5 separate regions of the Mus musculus genome follow, and regions 2, 3, 4 and 5 are each linked to region 1. The links are chromatin loops, found by intact Hi-C in ENCODE. Cell type or tissue: gastrocnemius. All regions are shown on one strand. Links, peaks and the distances in the headings refer to the core of each region. The heading gives the core; the rest is flanking DNA. Region 1 holds the start of Ess2 (ess-2 splicing factor). Region 2 has its middle 30 kb from the start of Dgcr6. Region 3 has its middle 6.3 kb from the start of Vpreb2. Region 4 has its middle 19 kb from the start of Dgcr6. Region 5 overlaps Zdhhc8 (zinc finger, DHHC domain containing 8).

What was found. A loop is a pair of places that touch in the nucleus more often than their neighbours do. Peaks named below come from ENCODE experiments on the same cell type or tissue, not always from the same donor. Only the 100,000 strongest peaks of a DNase experiment are listed, where the experiment ranks them.
Region 2: it touches region 1 in a loop (6-fold over the local background); 25 of 42 quality-filtered maps call a loop at or near these places.
Region 3: a loop joins it to region 1, with 12 times the contacts of the local background. A loop is called at or near these places in 16 of 42 quality-filtered maps.
Region 4: it touches region 1 in a loop (3-fold over the local background); 25 of 42 quality-filtered maps call a loop at or near these places.
Region 5: it touches region 1 in a loop (2.3-fold over the local background); 6 of 42 quality-filtered maps call a loop at or near these places.

Annotation. Positions count from the first base shown.
Region 1 is chr16:17,908,071-17,913,875 of GRCm38, reverse strand. It overlaps Ess2 (ess-2 splicing factor), which reads left to right and starts at 2,528. Exons shown (of 10, transcript NM_022408.2): 1 at 2,528-2,714; 2 at 3,620-3,788; 3 at 3,876-3,971. The coding sequence starts at 2,571. Gsc2 (goosecoid homebox 2) reads left to right here. Exons shown (of 3, transcript NM_029469.2): 3 at 158-762. The coding sequence ends at 259. In gastrocnemius, for the core only: a CTCF peak has its summit at 2,392 (motif pointing left); a DNase peak (open chromatin) is centred at 2,484; H3K4me3 peaks cover 1,402 bases; H3K27ac peaks cover 805 bases.
Region 2 is chr16:18,033,741-18,039,545 of GRCm38, reverse strand. No RefSeq gene overlaps it. Among named protein-coding and RNA genes, the nearest start is that of Dgcr6, 30 kb to the left of the region's middle. In gastrocnemius, for the core only: a CTCF peak has its summit at 2,665 (motif pointing right); DNase peaks (open chromatin) are centred at 2,655, 2,951 and 5,033.
Region 3 is chr16:17,984,010-17,989,814 of GRCm38, reverse strand. No RefSeq gene overlaps it. Among named protein-coding and RNA genes, the nearest start is that of Vpreb2, 6.3 kb to the right of the region's middle. In gastrocnemius, for the core only: a CTCF peak has its summit at 2,870 (motif pointing right); DNase peaks (open chromatin) are centred at 2,882 and 5,346.
Region 4 is chr16:18,044,928-18,050,732 of GRCm38, reverse strand. No RefSeq gene overlaps it. Among named protein-coding and RNA genes, the nearest start is that of Dgcr6, 19 kb to the left of the region's middle. In gastrocnemius, for the core only: a CTCF peak has its summit at 2,874 (motif pointing right); DNase peaks (open chromatin) are centred at 1,049 and 2,838.
Region 5 is chr16:18,226,678-18,232,482 of GRCm38, reverse strand. It overlaps Zdhhc8 (zinc finger, DHHC domain containing 8), which reads left to right. Exons shown (of 11, transcript NM_172151.4): 2 at 3,727-3,848; 3 at 4,012-4,169; 4 at 4,252-4,424; 5 at 4,605-4,707; 6 at 5,037-5,128; 7 at 5,295-5,430; 8 at 5,717-5,805. Among named protein-coding and RNA genes, the nearest start is that of Zdhhc8, 5.6 kb to the left of the region's middle. In gastrocnemius, for the core only: no CTCF peak of the experiment used is centred there; DNase peaks (open chromatin) are centred at 2,690 and 3,443; H3K4me3 peaks cover 2,048 bases; H3K27ac peaks cover 3,700 bases.

The DNA of each region.
Region 1 (5,805 bases), core at 253-5,252:
GCCTGAGCCTGGGCTCAGGCTGGGAAAGTGTGTGAGGGAAGGAGGTTGCAGATCCATTCACCTACACCTCCATTGAAGCCTACCACCTAGCCCTTCCAAAGTTCTTTGGATGATGGATCCTTGGGGCCTGAGCTGTCCTGGTCTCCCTCCTCCTCAGGTCTGGTTCAAGAACCGCCGGGCAAAGTGGCGACACCAAAAGCGTGCTTCCTCATCGAGGCTCCTGCCTGGGACTAAGAAAACTCCCAAGGAGAGTTGTTGATGCTGTCCGGAGTTTATCTGGCTTTATGAAGTAGAGCACAAGGAAGGAGGAGGGGGACAGACCTACCTGAACAGGAACTAACGCTGCCAGCACTGGCAGCCAGGGGATCCAAAGCCGCCTTCTCACCCATGAAGGGAGGGCATGTGGGGCAGGAACCAGAGACCTCCTGCAGGTCAAGTGCAGACACAGAGCAGGTCAACTTCCTCAGCCACCCTCAGCACCTAGAGAAGCCCTAGCTCCATGCAGGACGAAGAGCCTAACTCCCCACCTCATGCCTGTCACCAAGACTGGCCTCTTCTCTGTCCTTCCACCTTCTTATGCAAGGCAGTGGTGTCTGCTCAGCCCTGGGCGTACTCTGTCCTCACAGGCCCTGCACTTTAGGGCCCTGGTGTCATGACCTGTGGAAGAAGAAGGTTGTAGTTGGTAGTTTCCAGATTCCTGCATCTGCTCCTTCACCTCAGCCTTGAGCTGATGCCAAGAAATAAACGAGATCTTCAAAGACCACAGAACAGTCCAGGATTTCAAGTCCCTGTGTCTCAGGCTTTGTTTCCACACCAACTGAGGGACTGGCTCCATTGTCCCTTTCCAGAGAGTTTGGGGGTGGGGTGTGGATCAACATGTGTTGCAGAGCACAGCTCAACAAGTACCCAGTCCCAGTACCATGTCTCCCTCGTCAGAATTAAAGCCGGTAGATGGTGGCAAGGCCTCCTGGGGATCTGGGCCTCTAGGCACTACCAACCAGCTTCACAGATGGGGGGAATCTTTGGCTGTGTGTGTGGATGTATGTGTGTGAGTGCATAGCTGTGTGTGTTGCCTGTATATATACATGTACATCACATGTTTGCCTGGTGCCCATGGAGATCAGAAGAGGATATTTGAATCCCTGAAAGTAGAGTTATGGATAGTTGTGTGTCACTGTGTGGGTGCTGGGAACTGAACCTAGATCCTCGAGAAGAGCAACAAATGCTTGTAACGGATGAGCCATCTCTTCTGCCCCCTCCATACTCTTCTTGGTGTATCTTTTCCATCCTTAGGCTACAGTTCCCACCTCTATGTCTCCAGTCCAGGCCTGTCCCCTGAGGTATTTGTCAGTCTGTACCTCTGACAACACCTGGAAGCCCACAGGCTTGCGGCAGGCACCATATATACAACAGGCCATTTTCCCATTCACTGTCCTGCTAAAGGCACGTTAAATCATAGAGTTCTTGATCATTAATTGCTATTATTACCGGATCATACCCAGTCCAGCCGATTTCACCTTTAAACATATCAATAACCCCCCAGAAACTAGCTCGTGTGCAGCTTCAGGCGCACCAACCTCATGAAAGCTGCATTCCCTTGCATGGTAACCATTGCAGCTTTCTCTGGTTTTCACCTGAGCTCACTTAAAATAATGTTTCTTGACAGGACTCCAAAGATACTGTGCAGCCTGGCTCTCCCCCTCTGGTGTCATCTCCTTCTTTAGCGCACTGTGTGACTAAAGGTCTGTTTTGGCATTTGCCTTGCTCCACCCCGCTGCTGGGCCTTCCCATTGCCTGATGCCCATCCATTCATCTTTTCCATCTACAACCATGTTCTGCCTGGGGAAATGCCACTTGACATGTCCTGTGTAGCAGTTGAGATTCTCTGAGTGCAGACTTATTGCAGGTCACAGTTGTAACTTTACACACTGGCAGCATGATTTAACATTTTTCTACTGTATGGTCAACTCTATGGATGCAGGGACATGGTCATAAAGTCCCCAGTGACTCACAATGAAGGACAAGATCATTGGAAAAGCAAAATTGTAATGAATCATTCTGGGCTAGAGCTTCTCCCACCTAATTCATGATCTCCCTTAGGAAGAAAGTTCCACTAATGCTTTCAGTGAGAAGCCCATCCTGGCAGACAGGGAACTAATAAATCCAACCAGAGATTTAAGACCCTTTTGTTCTTTCTTTTCATTTAAATTTTGTTAGATAAGTATACGGGAAGAATTGTCTTAGTGTTCTTTTTCTGAGTTTGGAAGTCATAACCAAATTTTTTGAAGTATTTAAAAATGTCTTTGAAGCATCTGCATTTTTTTTTTTTTTTAAAGAATTGGAACTTTTAACAGAGGGACTGTGGCGTCAGTCACTCTACAGCTCCCCCTAGTGATCATAGTCTAGATGGGCATGAGCAACGCGGGTGGGGATAAAAGACTACAACTTTCTTAAGATCCGGCGCTCCCAGTGACATCATTGGAGCGCCGGCTTTGTTACAAAAATACTGCTTCTCCATTGGCTGGCTGTTGGAGCGGTGCAGACGCCGCCCGAGCGATTCTGGGATAGCGATGGGGACGCCCGGGACCTCGGCGGGTGCTCTGTTTCTGTCCTCCGCGTCCGCGCCCTCAAGGAAGCGCGCGGCTGGGGAGGCTGGAGAGGCCGGAGTTGCGAGAAGCAGGCAGCGGGTCCTGGATGAAGAAGAGTACATCGAGGTACCAGCTCAGTGCGAGCGCTGGCGACTTCCGGGCCCCTCCCCCTATTCGCGTTCCTGTCCAGTCCTTTGAATTTTTTCTGGTCCTGGCACTCTCAGCCGCCCTTGGAAGTGGAACAACTGTTTTTGGGTTGGAAAGCATTGAGAACCAAGAAAACAATGCAGAAGTGGGCATCCAGTTTTCTGTTGAGAGTCAAGGAAATAGTTTCTTGTATAGGTAGAATTTTGACACGTTTTTCGAGAGATGGTGAAGACGACTTTTTGGAAGGCTGTAAAGTGTCAAAGGCTGGGGGTCCCGGAATTAGACAGTGGAACTGGCTTCGTCATTGAGTGAGTGGGTCTCAGTTGCTCCTCGAGTTAAGGGTCCAACTGCAAACACGCTGGAGGACAGACCGACATAGGGTTGGTTTTAGACTGGTTAGATTTAGGATGCTTCTGGGATATGCTGCCTTGTACCATTGCCGTGCAGCTGACTGTACAGACTTTCAGCTTCACAGCAAGGGCGGGCTGGATCTGAAATCTTGAGGACTTTTTCTTGTGGTGGCGATAGTGGCGACTGGCTTTCAAGAGAAAGGTTTAGATTGAAATACAAATTCATGGGTGGGTGGAGGATGACAATATCCACATTAGTCTGGCTGGTGTTATAGATGGAGCCAGCAAAGAGAAAGATCAGTTAGTGAGGGATTTCATGGGCTTCAAGAGATTGTTCAGTAGTTAACTGGTACATCAGAGCTATGTGGGATGACAGCCTTACTAGAAAAGACAGTTCTAAACCTATCTTGTAGATGACAGTTGTCCAGCTAGGCAGAAGGGAAAGGTCTAAGGGGTGGAACATGGACAGTGGTGGATTGTGCGTCAGGACTCCCAGATGACAACTCTGGCCTTTGTTCTGATTGCTCATGGCAGGGACTTCAGACAGTTATCCAGAGAGACTTCTTCCCTGATGTGGAGAAGCTACAGGCACAGAAGGAGTACCTGGAGGCCGAGGAAAACGGAGATTTGGAGCGCATGCGCCAGATTGCCATCAAGTTTGGCTCTGCCCTGGGCAAGATATCTCGGGAACCTCCACCACCCTGTAAGAGGACGGGTGCTGCTTTAGAGGGCTTAGGGAAAGTCTGTTATCACGTAAGGCTCACTCTAATTTCTGATTTGCTTCTCTCAGATGTTACTCCAGCCACCTTTGAAACTCCTGAGGTACACCCAGGCTCTGCTGTGCTGGGCAACAAGCCCCGGCCCCAGGGCCGAGACCTAGATGATGGTGAGTGAACTCCCTCTTTTAGTCTCATAGTCAAGACTACTTGGGAATTGTATTCTTGTGAATTTTCTTTTTTTTTTTTTTTTTTTTTTTTTTTTTTTTTTTGGTTTTTCGAGACAGGGTTTCTCTGTGTAGCCCTGGCTGTCCTGGAACTCACTCTGTAGACCCAGGCTGGCCTTGAACTCAGAAATCCGCCTGCCTCTGCCTCCCGAGTGCTGGGATTAAAGGCGTGCGCCACCACGCCCGGCTCTTGTGAATTTTCTTAGGGTCACATAAGTATCCACTTTTGGGATCAGAGACACTGGTCTGGGAGGCAGAAGAGCAGAGGCCAGCTCCCGGGTGTGGAGGTACTGTGTTCTCTGCCTCTGGCCTGTCTCTAGAAAGAGAGCCCAGTACCGTCCCAGTCTGTGTTCAGTGTTCCAGCCTTGTGAGCTTTGTCTCCTGAAAATGCCTTAGGCTCCTCTACCTTCTTTCTTCCAAGGCAGTCACTTGTGTCTCTCCCTTCAGGTCGGTATTCAATTGTTAACTGTTTGGGCTTAGAGGCGGAAGCTAATCTGGACACTGGGTTCTTGAACTTTTGTGTAATGTTGGAGCCACCTGGGCCTCTGTTTCTCACCGAGTGCCTTTAGTTTTCTGATTTGTTTGTTTTGTTGAGACCAGAGAGTCTCACTGTGTTTCCCTCACTGTTCAGTGGGTGGGGGGTGAGTGGGTGCAGGGGGAGCATTTCTGTTTCTTGCCTCTCACCCTAATTACTACCTGGTGAGCCCTCCCAGAGAGTAGGGCCTAGGTCTTGCCTCCACATTTAGAGTATCATGTGGTATACCATTAAGACACACATGTAGAACAGATGAGTGTTTGTTTTCGACATGTTTCCATACCAAGTATGAGATGTATCTTAAGGTTAGGAGGAACTCTATAAATCTATTTATATGTGAGCGTTGCCACTAAGGGACTTGTCTGGGTCTGTAGTAGAATGTATCACTAGACATAGACAAAGGCGTTTCTGTGCCAGGCTCTAGTGGACAGCATACTGTACTAGAGCGAGTGTGCAGCATGCTCACACAAACGTGTTTTCTCAACAGCCCAGCCTTTCCTGCCAGGGACATGCTATGGTGGTAGTTCTTCTTGGAGCTTGACCCTTAATTGAACTACAGCAGAGAAATAGGACAATTTGAAGGTGTTTTCTTTTTATACATATATTTTACCAGTAGCCTTGGCTGGCCTGGAGATTGCTCTGTAGATCAGGCTAACCTCGAACTCAAATAGCCCATCTGTTTTTGCCTCCTGAGTGCTGGGATTAAAAGCATGCTCCACCACCACCTGGCCCAAGGTTACCCTTTTCTAACCTCAGGACTTGAACTTAGAACCACTGTGTTAGGCATTGGCTGGTGGTCAAGACTGCTAGTAGAACAGATGAGAAACCTCCCCTTCACACAGCCCCCTGAAACTTGCAGTGCTGCATCTTCAAGAGTATCACTTTCCTCGGTAGCAGGGATCAAGGTGGTATGGTTAGCTTTTTGGCCCAGGGACTGTGTGGTGCTCCGTGGAGCCCTGGGCCATATGGGCTCCTGCCTTAGGGATTAACTGTCATACCCTGAGGCATTTGTGGCCACCACTCATCCATAATATCAGTCAGAAAGGAAAGGGAAAGATAATTCCAGGAGGAAAGAAGAGCTCATGGGACTGTAGAGGTAGATCCTACAGGATTAATACACTTTGGGCAGAGGAAGAGCCTACTAAACTGTCGTCATGTATCTGACCCTGCCCCTTCATGAGTCAACCCGATCCCAGACTTCTCTTGGCAACTAGCAGATCAATAGAACTGGCCAGTTGGCCA
Region 2 (5,805 bases), core at 408-5,407, 130 kb before region 1:
GGGAGTGTGTGAACAATATTTCCAAGAAGGTTGGGATTCATTCAAGAGGCCAAACTTGAGGGAGGATTCAGGTGTAGAAAGAGTGGAGGTAAAATCAAGAGAAATAGACAGACTGCTCAATGAAATAACTGAAAAAGCCCTGAGCCTGGAGAATGGAGCAGGCGTCCAAACACAAGAGGCACTCAGAACCCTGCTCAGACAGACCAGGGGAGAAACTCTCCATGATATATTGTAGTCATGATGAGGAAGCACAAAGTAAACTTGGGCTTAATCTCAGCACTCAGGAGGCAGAGATGACTGGATCTCTGTGGATTCAAGGCCAGCCTGGTCTACATAGTGAATTCCAGGACCCCCAGAGTTACATGGCGAAAACCTGTCTCGGAACAAACAAACAACAAAATAAACAATGCTAAAAGCAGTACATGAAAAACATCTCACACAAAGACAGGAATTTTGTTTTCTCCCCAGATTTTTCACTACCAAACATAAAAGCCAGAAAAGCACGCAGTGAAACAGTTCAGGGTGAGACAGCGCTCTCTGGCCATGCTGAGGCTCTGTCCCACCTCCCTCTCACTACCTGGCTCTCCCCATGCTGTCCACATCTTTGGCTCTGTAGTACTGACCTAGCCTGTGCTCCAGCCACACCACCATACTACCACACCACACCACACCACACCATCACACCACCATACCACACCACCAGAGCACACCACCATACCACCGTACCACCACAGGGGAAGAGCCACCATGTTGGGATTCCCTATGGCACTCGGAGTTCAGGGATTTGCCTTCAAGGCCCAGCCTTCACTGTGTGCCTTCTTTCCCACTCCCCGTGGGTTCCGTTGTGCCCCAGGTTGGGCCAATCTGTTAACATTCTCTAGGGGAGATGTGAAAAGCCTATTCACCTCAGACCAGGCACAAATGACAGACCAAAGCCCAGAGTGGCAAACTCACGAGCCTCCTACACTTTCTTGTGAGAAAATCTGTGATTAAGGTCGAAGTCTACCATTGACTGGATCACCTTCTGGGGCTCGGCATGGATTGGGGGACTCCCTTCATTAGTGGGGTTTCTCCTTCTCTGCCTGACCTTGTCTGGGGAATTCTAAGCCTCTACCTGAGAAATGTCCTGTAGCCTCAATTAGATTACAGGATCATTTTCCTTTCTCCCGGTAAAGCCTGTTCACCTAGCTCCTGAGGTCCTGAAATGCTGCCTCAGGCGAAGAGGCATTTTCATGCCCTAAGCACCCAGCCAGTGACCTTTGCCCATCCTAAACGTTCTTACCCTCAGCCCTTTGTCCAAAACTGTATAGGCCTTGAATCACACTAAGTAAAGTTGATTTGTCTCCTGACAGCTGATCCCCGTGTGGTCACTTACCAAATGTTCTCACAGGACTTATGCCCCCACCCCTTGCTCGTCACCTCTGCTCCCACTGCTCTTGTGGACAGTATCCACCAACGATCCATGAGAGGGGGACACCCACATTTTCCTACACACAGAACTGGTCACATTCCTCAACAACAGCATCACACAAAGTCCCACCTCTCACAGACAATGAGCTCACGGGAGCTGCATCTTGCTGTTCCTTCACAGCTAACCTTTCATTTTCTGGGTAAACTAGTATCTCCCAAGATTTCTTGCACCTGCAAGGGAGGCCGGGAGAGAATAACAGCTTGAATCCCATGTGAGGGGCTCACTGCCTCCCCCTCTCATCTACCAGGAAATAATAGTTCTATTACTTTTACAATAGATGTGGCTATCACTATAATTCTTTGATCATTAGTAGCCAAGGCTATCTATCAGGCCAAGATAATCTTAGCCTCAAGATGACATCATGTTACATCTGGATGATAAAATGCCACACAATGGATGGAGTAGAAAATGGGTAGATGAATGGATGAACGAACAGGTATGTAGCTGAATGTACAACTTGTGCGTGGATATGTGGATAGATAGATGGGTGGATGTCCGATAATAAAGGAGTGCTGACTGGCTGTCAGCTGGCTAGAGATGCTAACAGATGAGCAGGGGATGGTTGGATTGGCAGAAGAATGAATGTACAGAACCGTGTGGGTGGGTGGGCAACGTGGGCCAGACTCTCTGAGCAAGATCTGAGCTGGCCATGAACTCACCTGCTGAGCTCGGCTGCCGCGGAGCAGAGTGGCTTGGGAGTTGTAGTTCAGAGATTCTGCATAGTCACAGGTAGGTAGGGAAGTCGCTGCCACTTAAACGCTTCTTCTGGCTGAAGCAATGTAGGAGACAGAGGGAAGGCCCAGAAGTGACCCTGATCTCTGTCCCAAGGCAACTATGGACCTTGCCCTAAGTTCCACTCACAACCCTGCTGTGGCCCCCTTCACATAGTGAGTCCTGTTATTGTGGTGAACTGTAGACTCGGTGTGTCATTCCAGAACTGATCCGCGGTCTTCATCTTCTTCTGAGATGCTCAAGGGCATAGGGTGGAGAACATGGGGCTGGGAACTGTAACTCTTGACAGCCCACCGTCCCATCTGTCTCCTCCACCCCGCCCCCACTCAAAGGTAGTTTAGAGCACCAGACTGCTCACTCAACAGACCTGCAAGAAGGTCTTTCTTGTTCAGGAAGGGCTTCCTCACAGTGAGGTTAGCGAGAGGAAAGATCCTTTAAGTTTGGAGGATGACCAGCAGAGGGCGCACAGTGGACAGGTTTGGTACATCACTCAGTTACCTCAGAGCCTTAATGCCCTATCTGTAAAATGGGGGCAATAACAATGTATAGCGTAGGGATGTTCAGAGAACTACCCAGTGAAACAACAGCTTACAGGCATCTGTGAGACAGCCTGCATGAGAGTAATGGGGAAAATAATCAGAAGACTGCTGGGGCGTGGCTTGTTGCGGAGGCGTTGCTGACTGTGAAGGAGTGGTTGGCCGTAGGGGCGTGGCGGACTGTGGGGCGTGGCTGGCTGCAGAGGTGGGGCAGATTGTGGAGGCGTGGCTGACTGAGGAAGGCGTGGCCAGATACAGAGGCGTGGCTGACTGAAGAGGCCAGCAGGTTGTGGGGGCGTGGCTGGTGTGGGGCGTGGTTAGCTGCGAGGGAGTGGCTAACTACATCTAAACAGTTCAGGTATTTGGTTCCCAGTGTCTCCACCCTAAACAATGAATAAACCCGTTCATGGAAGGTGCTAGAAATTAGGAGGTGGGCCTAGCTGGAGTAAGTAAGTCCCTGGGGATGCATCTTTGGAAGTGATATCTTGTCCCCAGTTCTTTGCCCTCGCTTGCCCCTCCTATTTCTCAGCTGCTGTGGAAGATGAGCATCTCTGCTCCTATCTTAGCTTAGACACTGAAACAGTTTCTCACATCTTGAGCCACGGCTTCCTCCTTCAACATGATCTCAAGTATTTTGTCATAGTGTTGGAAAGCTAACAGAGATGCCAGAGACGCAAAGAGGATTAGTGATTCTCTAGTTATCGCCTGAAATAATCCATAAGAAATCACATAATCACTTTCAAACCTATATGCATGATCAGAAGTGAAAAACTCCTTTGTTTAAGAGCCTGCAATCCAAGAATAACCAGTGGCTGGTGCCAGAGCACACCCAATCTTCTGCCTGGAGCCGACTGTTACCTGCAAGACAAAGCACAATTTTTGCAGGACACTCACATTTATAGGCACTTAGTGGCCAATGGAGTCTGGAGTCAGGTTGGGCTACTTTGGAAGCTTTTGAATATTCTCTGGAAGTCTTGGATCTATTTTACCTCAGTTGTCAATTTGACATAAACCTACAATCACCTGGAAAGAGGAAATGTCACCTGAAGACTGGCCTATGACCATATCTGAGAGTCTTTTCTTCTTTTTCTTTTCTTTCTTTTTTCTTCTCTCTCTCTCTCTCTCTCTCTCTCTCTCTCCTTTGTTTCTTTCCTTCCTTTGTTTCTTTCTTTCCTTCTTCCTTCCTTCCTTTCATTTGGTTTTTTGAGACAGGATTTCTCCGTATAGCCCTGGCTGTCCTGAAACTCACTCTGTAGTCCAGGCTGGCCTCAAACTCACAGTACACAGTTCTCAGTTCACAGAGCCTGCCTCTGCCTCCAGAGTGCTGGGATTAAAGGCTGGCTGCATCACCATGCCCTGGCAAGTCATTTTCTTAATTGCTAGTTGATGGAAGGCCAGCCCACTGTGGGTCTTGGTGATTATCACACCAAGAGAGTAGCAAATTAAGACAGAAATCCACTGGACCAACATGCAAAGTAAAAGCATCCACTCTCCAGGAAATTAAGGACAAAAGCCCTGCTGAGTTAACAGTTGAAAAAATAATACCCACCGGGTATAAAGATGTTGGCAAACTCACTGGCCTTCAACTAAAAGATCTAACTGCCTCTGCGCCTCTGCCTCTCTTCCACTCTGCCTCTGCCTCAGCCAGGATTAAAGATGTGAGCCACATGCCTGGCTAAATACATACTTCATATTTGACAAGCTAATCTCTCTCTCTCTCTCTCTCTCTCTCTCTCTCTCTCTCTCTGTGTGTGTGTGTGTCTGTCTGTCTGTCTGTCTGTCTGTCTCTGTCTCTCTCTGTTTCTCTCTCTCTCCTTTCTCCTTTTCTTTCTTCTTCTCCTTTCACCCTATGATATATAGTCTTGGTCTACAGATCCTCCAGAGGTCCTGTCACTGTTGGAAGTGAGCTCTTGAATGTGACCAACAGGCCCCCTCAGACTGTTCACTTTGTCATCTTTTCTCCTGTCATGTGATTTCAAGTTATGGACTATGCAGCTCACATTTTTGGAACAGAACATATTTGTTGAGAGTCAACTGTGCCATGTGCTTAGCATGGCCCCTTTACATCTGCATCTCCAGGGCCTGGCAACACCAGTAGACGTGCTCAGGAATGGGTGATTGCTAAGTGAACCGATGACACATCCTCACCATGCAGCCTGGCATTTCTAACCATTGCACTGGGCAAGGCCCTGGAAATCCACCCCTTGAAGGTGTTATCTGCAGCACCTAAGAGTTCAACCTGCTAGAAGCCACCCAGAGACCAGCTGTCTGAGAAGTCATTCCAAAAGAGAGCTGGCACTGCCACTGTCCTGAGGTCCGCCCACCATACAGTTCCAGCTGGCTGAGCTGGGAAGGGCTCGTTTTTCAGCTGGCTGTCACTGGGGTAAAGCCGGCAAGCCTAGGTGATGCTGTTGTATCAATGGCCCCAAAAAGGTTAGGCTTCCCTCTCAGTTTGGTGCCAGTAAGGGGTGAGTTACCTCCTCAGGGATCTACAAACTCAATAAAATGCCTATCTAAATGTGAGTGCTGGGCTGAGGGTATAATTTTAAGGTACTACACTTGACTAGCTTGCACGAGGCCTTAGCTAGAAGCAGCTTAACTGTCCATCACAGATGGAATCAAGCAAGTGGTGTGCATATACCATGCAATAGTATTCCACCTTAGTAAAGAAGGGAATCCAACAGTTCCTTCCAGAATGCATATATGATGCTAAGTTAAACAAGACTGTCCTCTGCGACAGAAGTATCTACAACAGTCAAGACACTAAGCATCTTTGAAGAGAGTAGTGTTGAAGAGCCTGGTGGGGGTGGGGGGGGGCGGCGGCGTAGAGAAACTGCAGAACTGTTCTTCAGTGGCTACAAAGTTTAAGTCAAGTGCCATGAACAGTTCTGCAGATGGGATATCCTGTCACAATGCCTTTAAAGAAAGGGTTGGTTTCATGTGAAGGGTTGTTATTGAACACAAAACAAAACCAAAACACAAGAGAGTTGTTGATGCTGATGGCAGTGTTCAGTGCCTTGCTGGCTGTGGGGTATCAGGACTGGATTTTATGCACAAACTGACCAG
Region 3 (5,805 bases), core at 441-5,440, 76 kb before region 1:
GGGGGAAATTAGGGAAAGAGGAGAAAACTTGTCAGTAGTAGTAAAGAAGGACAAGTTAGTTACTCTCTTCTTCTCTGAATGACCCACCATCGGAGTAGGGTGGCCACCCGTATGGACCTTGAACTTGGAGGTGATCAAAGCAGTAGAGGACCGGAAGGTTGGGAGTCTCCTCCTGCTTCTCCCTCCATAAAGGGGGTACATGTCCCAGGTCTCATATGGGCTAAGGATCCTGGAGCTGGTACCGGCAGGGCCATGGGGGCAAGGATAGGGAGATATGGAGGAGGAAGTTCTTGGAGCAACAGGTCCGCTGTTGAAGGGTCTTGAAGGATTGACTTCTCAGGTCTGGATCCCTCCTCCCGTGCTTCCTTCTTCCTGATAACCAAAACCTGTGAGATGGGTCTTGGGGAAAGAAAGGCTTTTATATATGAGGGGGGATGGGTGCCCTCCACTAGATTCTTCCAGGTAACTATATAGTGCACTTGGTCTGGGTGCCTGAGGGATCCTGGCCTAACGACTCTTTCCTCTACTGCTTTGATCACCTGCAAGTCAAAGGTCCCTATGGGTGACCACGCTACTCTGATGGTGGGTCATTCAGAGAAGCAGAGAGTAACTAACTTGTTTTTCTTTACTTCTACTGACAAGTTTTCTCCTCTAATGGTTAGCTAGGATGTTTAATGGGGTAGATTCAGTCTGTCCAATGTCTAAAAAAATGTCAGTCTAAGTCCAAGAACACAGAACAAGATACCAACAAACAGAGAAAAACAATCAACACACAGACAGCTTGGGCCCAGTTACAGACAGTTCATCCCTTCTGTTGACACAGAACAGAGTTGCTCGGCCAGCTCCAGCCACCCTGAGACCAACCAGGTGCCCCTGCTAGTATAGCAGGAACAAGATAACAGAGTTGTTCAGCTGGCTCCAGCCGCACCGAAATAAACCAGGTACTTCTACCAGTACAGCAGCTACCACCATACTGTCTTGCTGTTTCCAGATGGAGTTGAGCCTTCCTGGAACCTCCAGGGGAAGGCCTGGGGGTAGGCCTGAAGCGTCCTTCAGGCCCCACTCCGTCTCTACATCAAGGCACATCTGCCCACCATGCTTGACCACACCAGACACTATAGGGTCCCTGAGCCCTCCCACGCTTGCACGCAAACTGAATGTTCAAATAGACTTACAGATTCAGACTTTGACAAACAGCAAGACAAAGAAGAACAGCGGTACCTGCTCAAGACCTCCGATTCACCACTCTGGTGTGTCCCCACAGGGGGTCTGATTCCCTTCCAACGCACCAAATGTTAAGACTCTGGCGAGCCTTCACTTATCAGAGACCCCCTGAATAAAGAACACAAGAGTTGGGGATCCATGCTAAAGCAAGAGGAATTTTATTGTTCCAGCATGCTGGGGTCGCCCTACACACAAAGGAGAGAGAATGACCTCATGCAGCCCATGTGGCGAGTTTTTATACAGTTTTCAGAGCAGCAGCCATTAGGCACAATGCGATTGGTAGAACAGTGTGACTTTTAAACTGATTAGTCTTTAGGGGATGAGGTGGCAAAGACTTCCCTTGTCTATAGGTGGCCAACAGTCTCAGAATGTGCTCTGAGCCTCCTCTACCCACAGGTAGCAGATGGTCATTTCCCTGTGGTCTGAGGAATGTAATTAATCCCCCAACCTTCCAGAGGGAAGGGGTGCCTATGTGCTCTATTACCTTTCTCTCCCAGGAGGGGAGGGGTCTGGTGGGATTTGCCAAAGCTCCTGAGCTGACCTCTTCACCAATGTCTATGCCTTCCATCATGTGCTGACCCCATGACTCAGCAGAACTAATGTTTATGACCTCCATCATGTGCTGACCCCATGACTCAGCAGAACCAATGTCTATGCCTTCCATCATGTGCTGACCCCATGACTCAGCAGAACCAATGTCTATGCCCTCCATCATGTGCTGACCCCATGACTCAGCAGAACCAGAGTTTTGACAAAATTCCTGCAGATACTCTGCAGTGTTTGGAGTAAACAGCGTGGCTACATTCTGATAATTTGTAGATAGAAAAGGGATTTCATCTGTCCACCCAACTGCAGCATCCTACTCTGCAGTACTGGTATGTCTCCTTCATGATTGTAAGATTGGCTGGGAGCTACAATTCACAATTCTTCTGCACTATAAGAGGTTCAGGCCACACAATAGAAACATTAAAACTAAAAATTCAAAGTATAGTCTCCACAATGTGTGTGGCTTTCTATGCCATGTAAACAAACAATTCTAAGCCTGTCTGGTATAGGTTTGGGCCTGTGCTGAGGTAGGAGATGGAGAAATACTCTCTGAACTTCTGAACATAACATATGTCCTAGCATGCCCACATAAATGGATCTGTATTTACACATATATGTGTGCATGTTGGTGTGCATCTCCTGCAAGTCTTTGAGCAAGTATGTGTAGGCACCAGAGCCTGGGGTAGGGACAAGCCTCTGTGAATGACTGAAACTTCCCCTTGTGTTAGCAATGCTGGTCCCATGTTCTGAAATCTAACAACTGCAATGGCTGTTTCTGGAGATACCACTGTGCTTTCTTTTGTACATGTGACATCTCATTAGTCGGGGACATGCTTATCTGTATATATTTATATTTCTGAAAAATATGATACTTGGCTACTTTTGATTAAGGCAGTTAGAGATGGTTGTTTTCATATTTCTAAAAAGCTGCTCACATATTGTTCCTCCCTGTCATCGGGAACTAAAACACTCAGGGCACTCCTATTTCCCTTTAGAAAGTTCTTTGGAAAGAATTCACTCTTGGAACCTCTAAAGAATTCTACCTGGAGCGTCTTTGTTCCCCACATGCTGTATGGCTCTGCTCTACAGGGTGACCAGGAGAGGGCGCTAAACTCCTTTGCCTCCCCAGAGCTGTTGAGAGTTGCAAACCTGCATGTTTGACTTTTCCACCTTATTGGCTCATGCGGTCTGGGTGACTTTGATTTTACCAATGTACAAGCGTGGGCTTCTTTCACTTGGTTATATCTCTTTAAGAAAAACACGGAATGTATCTATTTTTACTTTTCTCTCAAGTCTGTTGCTAAGAAAAGGACAATGACTCCATTCTCTACACTGTTAGGACAAATGACTATCTGTGGCGCCCACTGGTAACCTGCCAAAGCGCTTGTTGACTTCAGGATCACTCAGAACCACAAGTACCTGTGGCTCCTCACATTGCTTCTCGCCCCCTCCCCCACACTCAACTTCTCCAGCTCCCGGGCTTCTCTCCCCCAGCTTCTTCCCTTATAACCCAGTTATTTCAGCTGTACTCTCTCCCTGTCTTCCTGTCTTGGCCCCTTCCCTCTCTCCCTCTCTTGGTCTCTCTCTTGCCCACACTCTCTTGTTCTCTTGCCACAGCCTGGTCCAGTCTGCTGACCAGTGTCAGTCCACTGCTTTCCCCCTCTGCTGTGGACTCCTGCAGATGCCTCTGGCTTTTCTCTCCCTCATTTCTGCAATAAAAACCTTCCCCTCAACCACACCTTGGAGCAGTTCTGCCCCGGTTTATACACTCACTAGAGTTGATAAATGAACGAGAAGAGAGTCCAATGCTTACCCTGCCTTTGCTATTCAAATAGTCCCTCAAAGCAGCTAAGTTGTCAGTGAAGTGGAGAATTTTGAGAGGTTTGTTGTCTGTTGTACAGGTTCGGGGTGTTTTCTTTGAGACCAGGTTGGTCTAGGATTCCTGCCTCCTTCTCCTCAGAGCTGGGATTGAAGCATGTTCTCAGTACGAAGGCAGTTCTTGTGTGTGTGTTTATGGTATGTGTATATATTTTGTGTGTATCTACGTGTGTGTGCACACGCTCATTCGTACGAGTGGGTGTGGGCATGCATGTGCAACTGGATGCACGCGGAAGTCAGAGAGGTCAACCTCAGGTGTTGGCCTTTCATCTTGTTTGAGACAAGATCTCTTGCTTGCTTGCTGCCTCTGATGCCAGGCTAGCTGGCCTGAGAACTTCAAGGACTCTCCTGTCTGCAGCTTCCAATCCCTGTAGGAGCTCTGGCATTACAGGTGTTTGCTACTTGTACCCTTTTCCATAGGCTCTGGGTATCTGAACTCAGGGTCCCATGCTTTATTGGAAAGGCTTTAGCCAGTGAGCCATTGTCCCAGCCCTAGGAGGTTCTTTATAGCACTTTCTCTAGTTAATAAGTGAAAGAAGAATGCTAAAATGAAATATGCCCTTTCTACACTACATAATGAGCAAATGGGTGGGTGAGACAGTGAACATCCATCAAAAGGATGCTCTCATGTGCTGATTCCATGCTCTTCCTCCACCTAGGCCTCTCCCCTAGCTCAGTCTGCAACACGGGCCATGACTACACTGGCTTTTTAGACTCTTATTCTAAGTGCCACCCTGTAAGACCCTCTGGAGCTCCTGAGGTCCCCTCCCCCCAAAAGGGTCTCAAGATCCTTCTCAGGTGGGAGTGTTTGAGTCGCTAGCAACATGTCCAAGCTCATTTGGTTCTGTTTTCAGCTGAATTTGGGACATAGGTCACAGTTGTTAGAACCCTATAGCCTGCTTGTCACGCCTGCCAGGAGTCCTCTTGGTTCCCGAGTCTGTGCAGTACTGGGCAGTGAGTGGGTCCCGACACTCTGGGATCCTGCCCTCTCCACCAGCTCTCCTGCTCAGAAGGTTCCCCTCGGTCCTTCCCTCCTTCAAGCTCTCCTTTTCTAGGCCCCTTTTGGTCACAGCACACAGTCACTTTTTTCAACTGTCAGACAGCAGAAGAGGGTAATGTGACTGAGGAGAAAAAATAGACAGACAGAACAATGGAGAGACAAATGTACAGAAACAGAGAGCATGGCCAGTCACAGATGTGAAAGCACATCCGAGCAGCTTCTCCCCGGTCTCAGGGAATCACATTGAGCCCAGCATCTAATGAGAGCTAACGAGTAGCCAAGGATTCATTGGCTTACATTCATCGCTCAGTCCCTCGCTCACCTGCCTCTCATCTCCTAGAGTGTTTATCACGCAGAGGATCCAGCCAGCTGGGAATTTGTAAGCGTCTTGGTAAAAACATAAAATAAATAAAATAAAATAAAATAAAATAAAATAAGAGCTGAGAAGCAGATGCTAAGTGTAATTAGGAAAACAGCCGCCTGCCCACCGGAGGGAAGTAACAACCACAGAGTGGCCAGGAAATGGATGCACAAAGAGGGGGAGGGGAGATGGCTGCGGAACTCTGCATCAGTGCAGACAGAGGGAGGACACAATCCAGGAACACGTACTCCCAATATAAACAGCTTGAGTGAAGGTTTGGAGGCCACCAGGCAAACCAGGCACATGATCAGTGGCAGTTAGCTGAATACTGCAGAGATGGACCATCCAGGTGAAAGGCACAAGAAACGGGACTTTCCTGCCGGGATCTGGCCAGTGTCCAAAGACTGGATGGTGGGGAACCTGACTTCTGTCCCTTCAGTCTGGGCTCTTTTTATACACCATATGCAGTTGTGTGGGTCTCAGTAGAGATAAGCCACAGCTGTAAAACACATGTTAAATTTCAAAGGCGGAGCATCAAGGAAAAGCCAATGCTCATACATGGCTGTAATAATGCTTGCCCATTAAAATGGTTATATTGAAGATATGTTGTGTTAAATAAAATACATCTTAGAAATGGTTTCACCTGTTTCTTTTTACTTTTCTGAAACTATTTTTAGAGATAGAAAGTCCCCCTTTGTGCCCAGACCAAAAACTCCTGACTCAAGCAATCCTGCCTCAAGCTCACAAATAGCTGAGACTATTCATTTAAAAAAAAAAAAATGTAACCACTGGTCCA
Region 4 (5,805 bases), core at 552-5,551, 140 kb before region 1:
CCTGTTCTACAGAGTGAGTTCCAGGACAGCCAGGGCTACACAGAGAAACCCTGTCTTGAAAAGCAAAAAACAAACAAACAAACAAACAAAACAAAACAAAAACCAAAAACCAAAAACCTCTACTCGCTGCCACCTCTCCTAACCTAACATTCCTGTCACTTCCATGAGGAAACTCCTTGGCTCGTATTAACAAGCTCCCAGCAGTCCAGAGATAAGAATGTTACTGAGTGGCACCAGAGGTAAGAATGTTACTGAGTGGCACCAGAGGTAAGAATGTTACTGAGTGGCACCAGAGGTAAGAATGTTACTGAGTGACACCAGAGGTAAGAATGTTACTGAGTGACACCAGAGGTAAGAATGTTACTGAGTGACTCCAGAGGTAAGAATGTTACTGAGTGGCGCCAGAGGTAAGAATGTTACTGAGTGGCACCAGAGGTAAGAATGTTACTGAGTGGCACCAGAGGTAAGAATGTTACTGAGTGGAGTCTGAAACCGAAACCCAGCAGAGACTTTCCTGCTTTACTTGAGCCTATCAACGTAGCATTTCCACTGATGGACTTGGACAATGCCTTTACTAGTTAGCGGTTTTTATTGCTATGACAAAACACAGTGACCGAATTATAAAAGAAAGCATCTCATTGGAGTTCCTGGGAGGAGGCCGTTCTCATTCAAATCCCCACACTGGCTCTCTTTTACACTGCAACAACTTCACAAAACCAGTGGCATATTTAGGGTGATCTGTACTCCTCGGACATGGTCACTCATATTTGCTTTCAGGAAAAAAAAAAACCAACAACAACAAAAAAATGATCCCTAACTCTCTTAGACGTGAAATCTGTGTTTTGTGTTGCTGACATGGACACAACCTTTATCCTCTCTCTGGCATAGTCTATACGGCCATGACCAGAGTATTTAAAGGCCTCCACTGCAAGCTATCCCAGCACACCTGGGATCCTCCTGCAACCATGCTGCTCCTGGCTTTGACCCAGTGTCTCATGGTGGAGACAGAAAGGGCTGGGGTCCTGGTGGCAGCCGGAGGGGGATGCTGTCTTGGGAAAGAGACTTCACATGTTTGACATGTCAGACCAACCCAAGGGACACACCATAAACCAGCAAACAGGTTTGTGATAGGCACATTTGACCAGCCCCGCTCAGGCATGCGTGCTTTTTGCCTTCTATTCAATTACTCACACCCATGTCTCAGAAGATGGGCATGGCTTCATTTGTCGCTTTTACCACTGGGGTCACATTACACAAATCTCTGCTTCTCCCTACTTCTTGCCTCTTCAATTGATCCACTGAAGACAGATGGCAGAGCCAAAACTTGGCAGGGCTGCCAGGACCCAGGTTCTGATCCCAATACCTGCACTATGAGCAGCTTGGGTGAGCATGCAAGCAGGCTCGCAGGTCCTGCCTCAGCGTCTAGATGAGAGCCTGCTCATGCACACTCCAGTGCAGTAGTCTATAGTGGAGGAAATCTGGGCTTAAAAACACACACATAAACTCTTTGGTGCCTGTGGTGCTTGGATGCTTCTTGGATTCTGCTTCTGCACCCCGGGAAAGGTGAGCTTAGAGACTCTTCCAATCTCTATACTCATAAGGGCAGTGAGAGTCATAGATTGAGGCTGTGCCACATGAAAGAAACTAACATTTGGTGGTGTTTACCCTGATCTGTCCTGATCTCTCCTTCCAGGGCCGTCCTCTCTATTGGTCAGTAGGTCAGATGGTAATGAGGAACTTCTGTGTTAATCTTCTACAGGAATCTTAACAAGGGAGCAAACGGTTCCTTTGGTCCTGTTGTCTGAGAACGGTGCACAAAACCACATTCAGGTATTATCCACCTGTGCTCAGAGGCTGCTTCCAACATCTCCCTGTGGGTGTGGGGGGAGTACAGCTTCAGTGTCTCACTGCTTCCAGCAAGTGGCCTTAGGTCTAATCGCCACACTCTAAGCATGTATTCATTGTTCTAAGTCACAGGCCCAGATGGGTCATGAAGAATAAATAGAAAAAGAAATAATAAACATAGAACACAAAGCATAGTAAGATTGCTTTACACTGCAGCCTCTTTTTTTTTAACTTTAGTTTTAATTTTAGTGTTATTTTGTGCATGCAGATGCCTTGTCTGTATGAACATGACATGCGTGCCTGGGGCCCAGTGCTGTCAGATCACCTGGAACTGGAGTTGCAGATGGGTGTGAACCACCATGAAGGTGCTAGGAATTGAACCTGGGTCCTCTGGAAGACCAGTGCACAGCACTGCTGAGCCATCTCTCCAGCTCCTAGGCTGCTTTTCTTAAAGGTCAGTTCGTTCAGAACAGGCTGGGCTCACAGCGTGTACGCGGCAGAATGAGTATGGCTATGAGTGATCTCAAGGCACGTTATAAACTCGGTTACGGGTTGAGTGAGGTCTGATTTATAAAGGGAAGCTTTAAACCAACACCATTTTTCAGAAAGCAGAAGTCACTCTTACAAGGGTTATCACCTGGCACTGTTCCTCAAGGCAACAACACCTCAGCAGTTTCCAAGTCTACATGCCTCTCATGAGAGCTAACGCATATGTGGGAGACATTTCTGTCAGCACTGAAGTCACAAGCCCCATTTTGTCCTGAGTTGATGACCTTAAAAGTGTAGAGGAAGTCCCCAGGATTCTAGGGGTGGCAGTGCGGAACTGTGTCCCTGGCCAAATACCAACAGTGCAGCCCCACAACCTTCTTAGCTGCCCACCAATCTCTAGGAACAGGTGGGGCACCTATGCCTTGTGGTGGCTCAGGTCATTCACCTAGTGTAGCCCACCTCCTGGAGCTCTGCCTGGGGCACTAGGCGAGGCTCCATCCTCTGCTGTCTAGAAAACAGTTGCAAAGAAAAACATAAAAGTGACCACCAGATGGAGCTCCAAAGCAGACGGAAAAAAAAACAAAAAAAACCCTGCCAGCTTCAGGCTCTGGATCACTGCTTGCAACTACCCTACTCACCACCACCGGGATAAAGCTGCATAGTTTACTCAGTTTATCCCTATCTTTCAGGAACATTTCATATGCTCCATCTGCTTTCTGGTGACCTCCCCTAGGATAGAGTTTCACGTATCCCAAACTCCATCTATTCATCTTTGTGGAAAACTTTTATGATTTGACCATTTCTGTTTTTAATGTGCTTGTGAAGTTTTCCATGTGCATGTAGAAATAGTGCTTCATGACAGGGCTGGAACGTGCTTCATGACGAGGCTGGGATGTAGCTCCGTTGGCAGAACCAAGCGGCTAACAAGCACGAGGCCTTGGGTTACATATCTAGCATCAAATAAAACCAGGTAGAGAGGCCTGTAAGCCAAGCGCTCCAGGGTGGGTGTGGTGGGTGGGGTGAGTTGTAGAGGTGGGGGAGGCAGCAGGTGGAGATGGGAGGCTCAGAAGTTCAATGCCATCCTCAGTTATATAAGCCAGACTGGGATACATGAGACCTGTCTCAAAAAGCAAGGCGGGAGAGATGGCCCAGCAGGTAAGAGCAAGGACTGCTGCTTGCAGAGGCCAGAGTTTGCCTCTAGGTACTCACATGGAGAAGCTACAGCCTTCTGTAACCGCAGCTCCAGGGCATCTGATGCACTTTTCTGGCACAAACCCACACACGTACACATAATCTTTTAAAAAGTGAAATCTTAAAAAATAAAAAATTTCAATAAATAAAAGTAACTAATTAAAATTTAGACACGTGTATGCATTTCTCTGGTTAATCTGCCATGTGCCAACTTGCCTTGAAGACTCAGAAAAAGTCCCCAAGAGTTAAAATGGGTAGTGGGGGTCTTTGGCTCATCCTAGAGAGACAAGCCGAGCAGAGAGGAAAGGAAAAAATATATATAAGAAAAATTTGGTGATTCTGAGGTAATTAAAAAAAATTAGCCCTGACATCAAAGTATGATAATATTTTTAGATAGATAATGAACAAGTGGGCCATGGTGGCATACGCCTTGAATTGCCAGCACTAGGGAGGCATAGGCAGAGGCAGAGAGGCAGAGAGGCAGAGGGGCAGAGGGGCAGAGGGGCAGAGGGGCAGAGGGGCAGAGGGGCAGAGGCAGAGGCAGGCAGAGGCATCTTTCTTCGTTTGAAACTGGTCAGGTCTTCATGGAGAGTTAGAGACCAGCCATGGTTACATAGTTAAACCTCCTGTCCTAACAAAAACAAAAACCAAAACAAACAAAACCCAAAATAGATTTTTAAAAACTAAATAAATGAACACTCTGATTGGGAAGAGACAAAATTCACAAGTAGGCATTTTACAAAAGAAGCCAAGCGCCTGTGAAAACAGGAAGCCATTTCCTGAGGATGCAGATTTAAACGGCCACCGAGGCCCGAAGCCTCTCAAGTCACAAGCCAGGTTGTTCTGCTCAGAACTTTTGCCTCAGTAATGGGAAGAGGAACTATATTTTATAAAACTCCTATTTGTCTTGGAGACAAGGCTACCTCTGCCCAGACGAAGCCTCAGGAACCATGAAACAGAGCCAAGAAGAGCTTACACATCTGTATGGCAGGCGGGCTCTGAAGTACAGGTAAGCACGGGCGTCTCCAAGTCCGTCCCTCCTGGTCAGACAGTCTCTAAACTGATGGTGTCTAGCTTCTGAGTATTCACATTTTTGTTGTTGTTGTTGTTTTTGAGACAGGGTTTCTCTGTGTAGCCCTGGCTGTCCTGGAACTCACTTTGTAGACCAGGCTGGCCTCGAACTCATAAATCCACCCGCCTCTGCCTCCCGAGTGCTGGGATTAAAGGCGTGCGCCACCACGCCCGGCTCTGAGTATTCGTCTTGTAAAACGGGGAAAGAGAACCCTTGCCTCTCCAATGCACCCAGTGCTTACCTGAGCCTCAAAGCAGAGTAAAGCCTGGCCCCGAGGAAAGCCAGGAAGGAGCACTAACCACAACAAATGAATGCATTTAGTGATGTTTAGGCTGGACTGGCTCTGATTCACGTCTCAGTCACTACTGCAGACTCTCAAAACATACTAGACCATCTTGTGTGGTGTGTAACAAGGAAGGCTACCTTTCAAGTGCCTCTAGGACATCAGGTAGTACTGTGGTTGTGGTGGACACAGAGAACAGCCCCACTGGCATTAAATGGGCAAGTGACCCAAAAAAAGATTCTTGCCAACAAGTACACAAGAGAGAAAGTGGCTAAAGGGAGGTTGTATGTACTTGGATAGTGGGAGGTCTTCTGGAAGCTTCGGTGAGCTGAAGAGGCCACTGTAGTTTAAGGCATGAGAATACAGTAATGTTGTGGGGTAGTCACCAGAGAAAACTGCTTGGGTATGTCTTTAAGCCAAGAGAAAGTCTTTACTAGCCAGCTGGTGACACACGGGGTGACCAGGATCCCAGTGTAGTTCCTTTGTCAGGGAACTCACTCTGTAGACCAGGCTGGCCTCAAACTCAGAAATTCGCCTCCCTCTGCCTCCCAAGTGCTGGGATTAAAGGCGTGTGCCACCACGCTAGGTTTAGGGTGAGCTTTCAAGCACAAAATCCATGTCCTGGGTCGACACACTTCAGTTAACACACAGTTAGCCAGAACCGGAACTACAGGAGCCAAAAAGCAAGGTCAGTACATTTTGAGACTTTCCCCAACAGCAGACTTGGGTGGATTAGGCCTTCATTTTAGTTTTGGCAGTCAGTGCTATCTACATGCTTCGTCTTACCGCCTGAATGGCGCTTTGACCGTGCAGTCAGTTGTAATAAGGTCCTGGGGTCTACTAAGGTTATAGTAAGAACGTGGCTAAAAAGTTAAAAAGATGAAGACAGTCGTTCCGGCCTGATGACTAGTTTCTTACGTTGTAG
Region 5 (5,805 bases), core at 588-5,587, 320 kb before region 1:
CAGGATGGTATAGAGAAACCCTGTCTTGAAAAATAAAAAAAAAAAAAAAAAAAAAAAAAGAAGCCCAGACTGGGACAGTAGACAGTCTGTTTCTGGCCCCTGGTAGCCTTGGGGACTGGAGCATCATGGGAGGGAGACTAGGTTTGAAAACTGTGAGTTCTCCTGCTAGGGTGTCCTGCTCTTCTGAGCCTGTTACTCTTCCTGTCCAAATGTCTAGGGATAACATAGGTGGGTGTAGTTGCTTAGTTCTCCACAGTGCCTTGGATGTCCTTGGATGAGGGCGAGTGGTTGTTGTTGGTGGCCCTGGGTGCCCCATAGGGCAGTGATCTTAGACAGTGTTAATGAAGAACTTGATTAAAATAAAATGTCTGAGTAAAAATTTTCCATTCCACATTTGGCTTTTGGCAGATATTCTGTCCCTGAAGTCACCCCCTTACTGGGTGGTGTCTCTCTGCTGGCCTACGTGGGCCTCCAGACCTCCACTTGGGTGGGGCACATAATGATGGCTTGTGTTCTTGCCTGAGTTACTGTTGCTCAGGATGCATCTTCAGACCTTGGGTGGGCCAGACAGTAGTGGCGCATGTCTTTAATCCCAGCACTTGGGAGGCAGAGGCAGGCAGATTTTTTAATTCAAGGCCAGCCTGGTCTACAGAGCGAGTTCCAGAACAGCCAGGGTTACACAGAGAAACCCTGTCTCAAAAAAACTGAAAAAAAAAAAAAGACCTTAGGTGCTCAGAGCCCGTAGCTAGGAACACATGTGTACACTCACACACACATACCCAGTCCTCAGCAGGGCTTGAGCCAACCAGCAAAGAGTCTTTAGGAACGTAGCAGGTCGTAGCCTGCCTGCTCATTGAAGGCCAGATGCCTGTACAGGCCACCCTGCTCCAGCTGGCCCCCTGGAAGCAGTGTAGGGCTGGCCAGGTGTGTCTCATAGGCTCAGGCTGCAGAGGGTGGACTCTACAGGCAAGCACTAAAACTAAGTAGAGGGCTAAGCACACAAGTACCTAGTGCTCCTGCCTGCAACATCTCTTGGGAAAGCTGGCATGTCCTCGAATGTTCTCCTGTTTCTTTGTGTGTCCTCACACATCCTTTCAGGCTTCAGTGGTCCTTGTGTCTGCTTATGTTTGCCATGTGTGCAAGGCAATGGAAAGCACACAGAGGCTTGCCTGAGTCCCATGGTAGTAGGCAGCTGATCTGGGTTATACAAACCCGAGAGGAGGGTACCACCTGGGTGTCTTCACAAGTGTCCACATCCACATGTCTCTGGGCATGAGCAAATGTGCAGGTGTGTCTAGATGGTGTGTGGGCCCACAGTGTCTACATGCAAGTCTTCCTGTGTGTACATGTGTCTGCAGCTGTTCGTTGTTCACTCATGTGGAATAGTTGTGCTTTCATATGGTTGTGAGCTGTAAGTTTGTGCTTCTGTGCCTTTGTGTATGTGTGCCCATGTTTCTGTATGTGCCAGTATGTGCTGTGCTCCCCCACAACCCTGTCCTTGCACACAGGCTTTCTAAATGTGGACCTTATGCAGCACCCAAAGAGGACCCAGGTCAAGCCTTAGGAGCTTAGAGACAAGGACAGTGACTGGACTCGAGCTCAAAGTGTATCAGGCCCCCTGACACATAGCTGGCGCATGCGCGTACACACACACACTCCTGGCTCTGCTATGTTTATGCAGGCGGTGCTTGCTCATGTTGTACAGAGGTTGTCCAGTACCTTAATACTACTGAGGTGCCCTACCAGTGCAAACTGCCAAACATAGCTCAGGACTGCCCCCTTGCTCCTCACACATCTCACTCAGGGCAGCTGTCTAGCCCAGGTGGTCCGCTAAGGAGCTAAAGAGGCAATACAGAAATACAGGCCGCCCGGCTTGGATAACGCTCCAGTCCTGGGACTATCCCCTTTCTATACATAGGCAGTGTACTTCTGAGCCAAGCCCAACTGATGACTAGGGGGTAGCCTGGCCCCAATGCCTGTGCTCTTCAACTTCTTGTTTATGAGAAGGACAGCAGTTGTGTCCACTTCATGGCGAGGAGGAACCGGAGTCTATCCGAGCCTGGTCTTCCCATGTACACCCCCACCTGCTTCCTTCACACCTGTCTCTCCTCTTTACAGCACCCCTGCAACCCCTCACTACTTCTTGCAGGTGGCACTAGCTTTGACATTATGCTTTTGACTTTGTAGCATGAGGTCTGAATTTTCACTTTGTACTAGTGTGGAACTAACCCCTCTCATCGGACACCCAAGTCAGGCTAGAGGGCACCCCATCCCTAGAAGGCTTGACTGCTTCACTCAGAGGTCTCTCCCTACCTACCAAGTGCTTCACCGCTGGGCTGTGAGTCTCATCGTAGGGTGCCACTGTAGCTTTGCTGAACAGCATGGATTGGAGGGCACAGACATGTTGTCTGTGCTGTTTGTGTCAGAGATGGGGAAAGTAGAGTGAACGTTCCAGGCTACAGGTTGGGTCCCATCTCCTGCTGGACCCTCATGGGTGTGGCCTGTATTGTCATGCTGTATGTCCATGCTGGTCCGGGAAAGAAGATGGGGTATCATGGCTGGTGGCCCCATAGAGGGTGCTGCCGTGGGAAGCAGGAGCTTTAAATAGCCTCTTGCTTTCCACTAAAAATAGTTCTGCTGCCATGGAGGTGGTTGCTGGGGCGGCGGGCCTGGCTCCTGGCCAAGGCAGGCGTGGGCGCACAGTGTGGACTGTGCACTCGGGTGGCGGGTAGCTGCAGGCTCTGCAGGCGGCCACCATCACTCCATCTTGCGGTCAGGGCAACCGGGAGAGAAGCCCCACTGGTCTGGCTCCACAAATGACCAAACACAGGCAGGAAATTAAACCCCTGTGTGTACCTCCCCACCTGTCTCAGCAGCCAGTGACACAGAAGGAAACACAGACTCCTGGGACCAGAGGAGCTCCTTGAACTCTGGGTGGACTTACGTAGCCACTGCAGAGTCAGGGCTCTGCGTGTCTCTGTGGAGGGGATTCTGGTGAGGACAGAGGCAGATGTGCAGAGCTCTTACTGTGAAGTTACAGAGATACACCTTCTGGAAGGCCTCTTGGGAAATGGGGTCAGAAAGGAAGCCTTGGCTCCAAGTGCTGTGGGCTGGTGAGAGATAGAGTGTGTGCTTTTCCAGCGTTTTAGCTCTCCTGTGCTACCACCTGGCAAACAAGGTAACAAACCCAAAATCAGGGTCTGCCAGGACTAGAGCTGCACCCTACAGAACAAAGGAGGATGTGCCCAGCACTGGCTGAAGCAGGGTTGTGCCTCTCCATACCTCAGCAAGTGCCCTGCTGTCCGCACAGCTCTGGCATGGCCTGACTCTAGCTGCTGGGTAGCATACTGGCCAATGAATTCCCACTCCTGTCTGGGGCCCTCAGGAGTACGGTAGCCTGGGCAAGTTGCCGGTAGGTTGGCTTAGCTGTGTGGCCACCCCAATCCTGTGCCCTAGGCTAATGGACCTCTCATAATGGAGTCATTTCCTCAGCTGTGACTTACGTTCTGGACAGTAGCCCTGGGGTTGCCAGGGTTGAAATTAGTGCAGGGAGCTTAACACTGAGCAGATGGACACAGCCAAGGCCTAGTGATAGCTAAGATCTATCTGCTTGTGTGCCTGCCTGGCAGTGGCCTGGTGGGCCCAGAAGCATACATATGGCTGCGTCTCAAAATTCTGACCTTGCCTCCTTCACATCCCTGGTTCTCTGCCCATTGTCCATTGTAGGTGCCCATGGTTGACAAGAGCTGTGTCTCCAGCTATTCCTGTCTACAATGGCATCCTCTTCCTCTTTGTCCTGGCCAACTTCAGTATGGCTACCTTCATGGACCCTGGAGTCTTCCCCCGAGGTAGGGCCCTGTATGGGGCAGCTCATCTGCTTCTTGTCACTAGAGTGTAAGTGGCTGATTGGGGATTCACAGTAGGTGGGCTGGGCAGAGATTAGAGAGGTCCTCTCCAGCTAGGAAACTCACCTCCCTGTACTCTTGCCACCCTACTGGTCCTGATGTCCAGCGGACGAGGACGAGGACAAGGAGGATGACTTCCGGGCCCCACTGTACAAGAATGTGGATGTGCGGGGCATCCAGGTCCGCATGAAGTGGTGTGCAACGTGCCACTTTTACCGTCCACCGCGCTGCTCACACTGCAGTGTCTGTGACAACTGTGTGGAGGTGACCACCCCTGCCCCTCCCCACACCAGTCCCTGTGCCCAGGTCCTACCCTCCATGCGTTCTGACACACTGCCCCTGCCAGGACTTTGACCATCACTGCCCCTGGGTCAACAACTGCATTGGACGCCGCAACTACCGTTACTTCTTCCTGTTCCTGCTGTCACTCAGCGCGCACATGGTGGGGGTGGTGGCCTTCGGCCTGCTCTATGTGCTCAATCACTCGGAGGGGCTGGGAGCCGCCCACACCACCATCACGTATCCTTGTCTTCAAATGGCCCAGCCCTCGGCAGCATATCCTGGGGGGTCAGTGGGTACATGGGGTCTTCCGGGAGTGTCGCTGTGCTTAGGCGAGAGGGGGCCACAAGAACTGTCACTGTAGTGGGGGGAGGGAGGGTCTTCATGTTCTTGCCTCAACTGTTGGCCTTAACAGGCCAGCATGGCTGTCATGTGTGTGGCTGGCCTTTTCTTCATTCCTGTCATCGGCCTCACTGGCTTTCACGTGGTACTGGTCACGCGGGGCCGCACCACCAATGAGCAGGTGCAAACCCTGTGGGCTGGGTCTCAGGAACCCTCATGTGAGGTTGCTTAGGTGGCTGTGGGAGGAGGGGCTTGGTGTGGGGCCATGGCTGCCCATCCGGCTGCATACTTGTGACCCATGGACACTGCAGCCACTAACAACTCAAGGTCTGGGCATGCTATAGCTTCCTGCAAGGGCAGGCAAGGATACCCTGGGTATAGGGGCGCCGTTGGGCCCGCTTTGCCCATGCTGCCTCCCATGAAGACCACTTCTAAGGACCCCACCTACCTTTGCCTGTCTCCCTGCCTGTTCTGGGTGGTCAGGCTGGCTGAGGGGACCCATGTCCACAGGTGACTGGGAAGTTCCGCGGGGGTGTGAATCCCTTCACCCGAGGCTGCTATGGGAACGTGGAGCACGTGTTATGCAGTCCCCTGGCGCCCCGGTGAGGCCCGGCCTGGGCAGGGGGACAAGAGGCCTGTTCTGGGTGTGGGGTGGGCAGCCTCGGACCCTCAGCCTGGTTCCTTTCTGCTCTGGCTAGGTGGGGCTGGCCCTGCCCTTGTATGTTCTGGCCTGTTTGTCCGGCCACTGACCTTTCTACCCTGGCACAGGTATGTGGTGGAACCCCCCAGGATGCCGCTCTCAGTGAGCCTCAAGCCACCCTTCCTGAGACCTGAGCTCCTGGAACGAGCTGTGCCCCTCAAGGTCAAACTTAGCGACAATGGGCTGAAAGCTGGCCGCAGCAAGGTGGGGTTCTGGACTGGAACGGTAATGGTGTGTGAGTGGGACTATTGGGTGTAGGGGTGGGGACAGGAAGAAGTAAAGGGACTGGGAACGCTTTATGCATGTGTCCAAAGCCACAGGAAGATGGATATTAGAGCCACATATCTAATTCCAGCACTCGGGAGGCAGAGGCAGGTGGATCTGTGGGTTCAAGGCCAGCCTGGTTTACAAAGTGAGTTCTAGGACAGCCAGGGCAAAACAGAGAAACTCTGTCTTAAGACTTCACCCACCACTGCTCCCTCTTCCTTAGTCCAAGGGCAGTCTAGACCAGCTGGATGAGAAACCTCTGGACCTGGGACCTCCACTGCCCCCCAAGATAGAGGCTGGTACCTTTGGAAG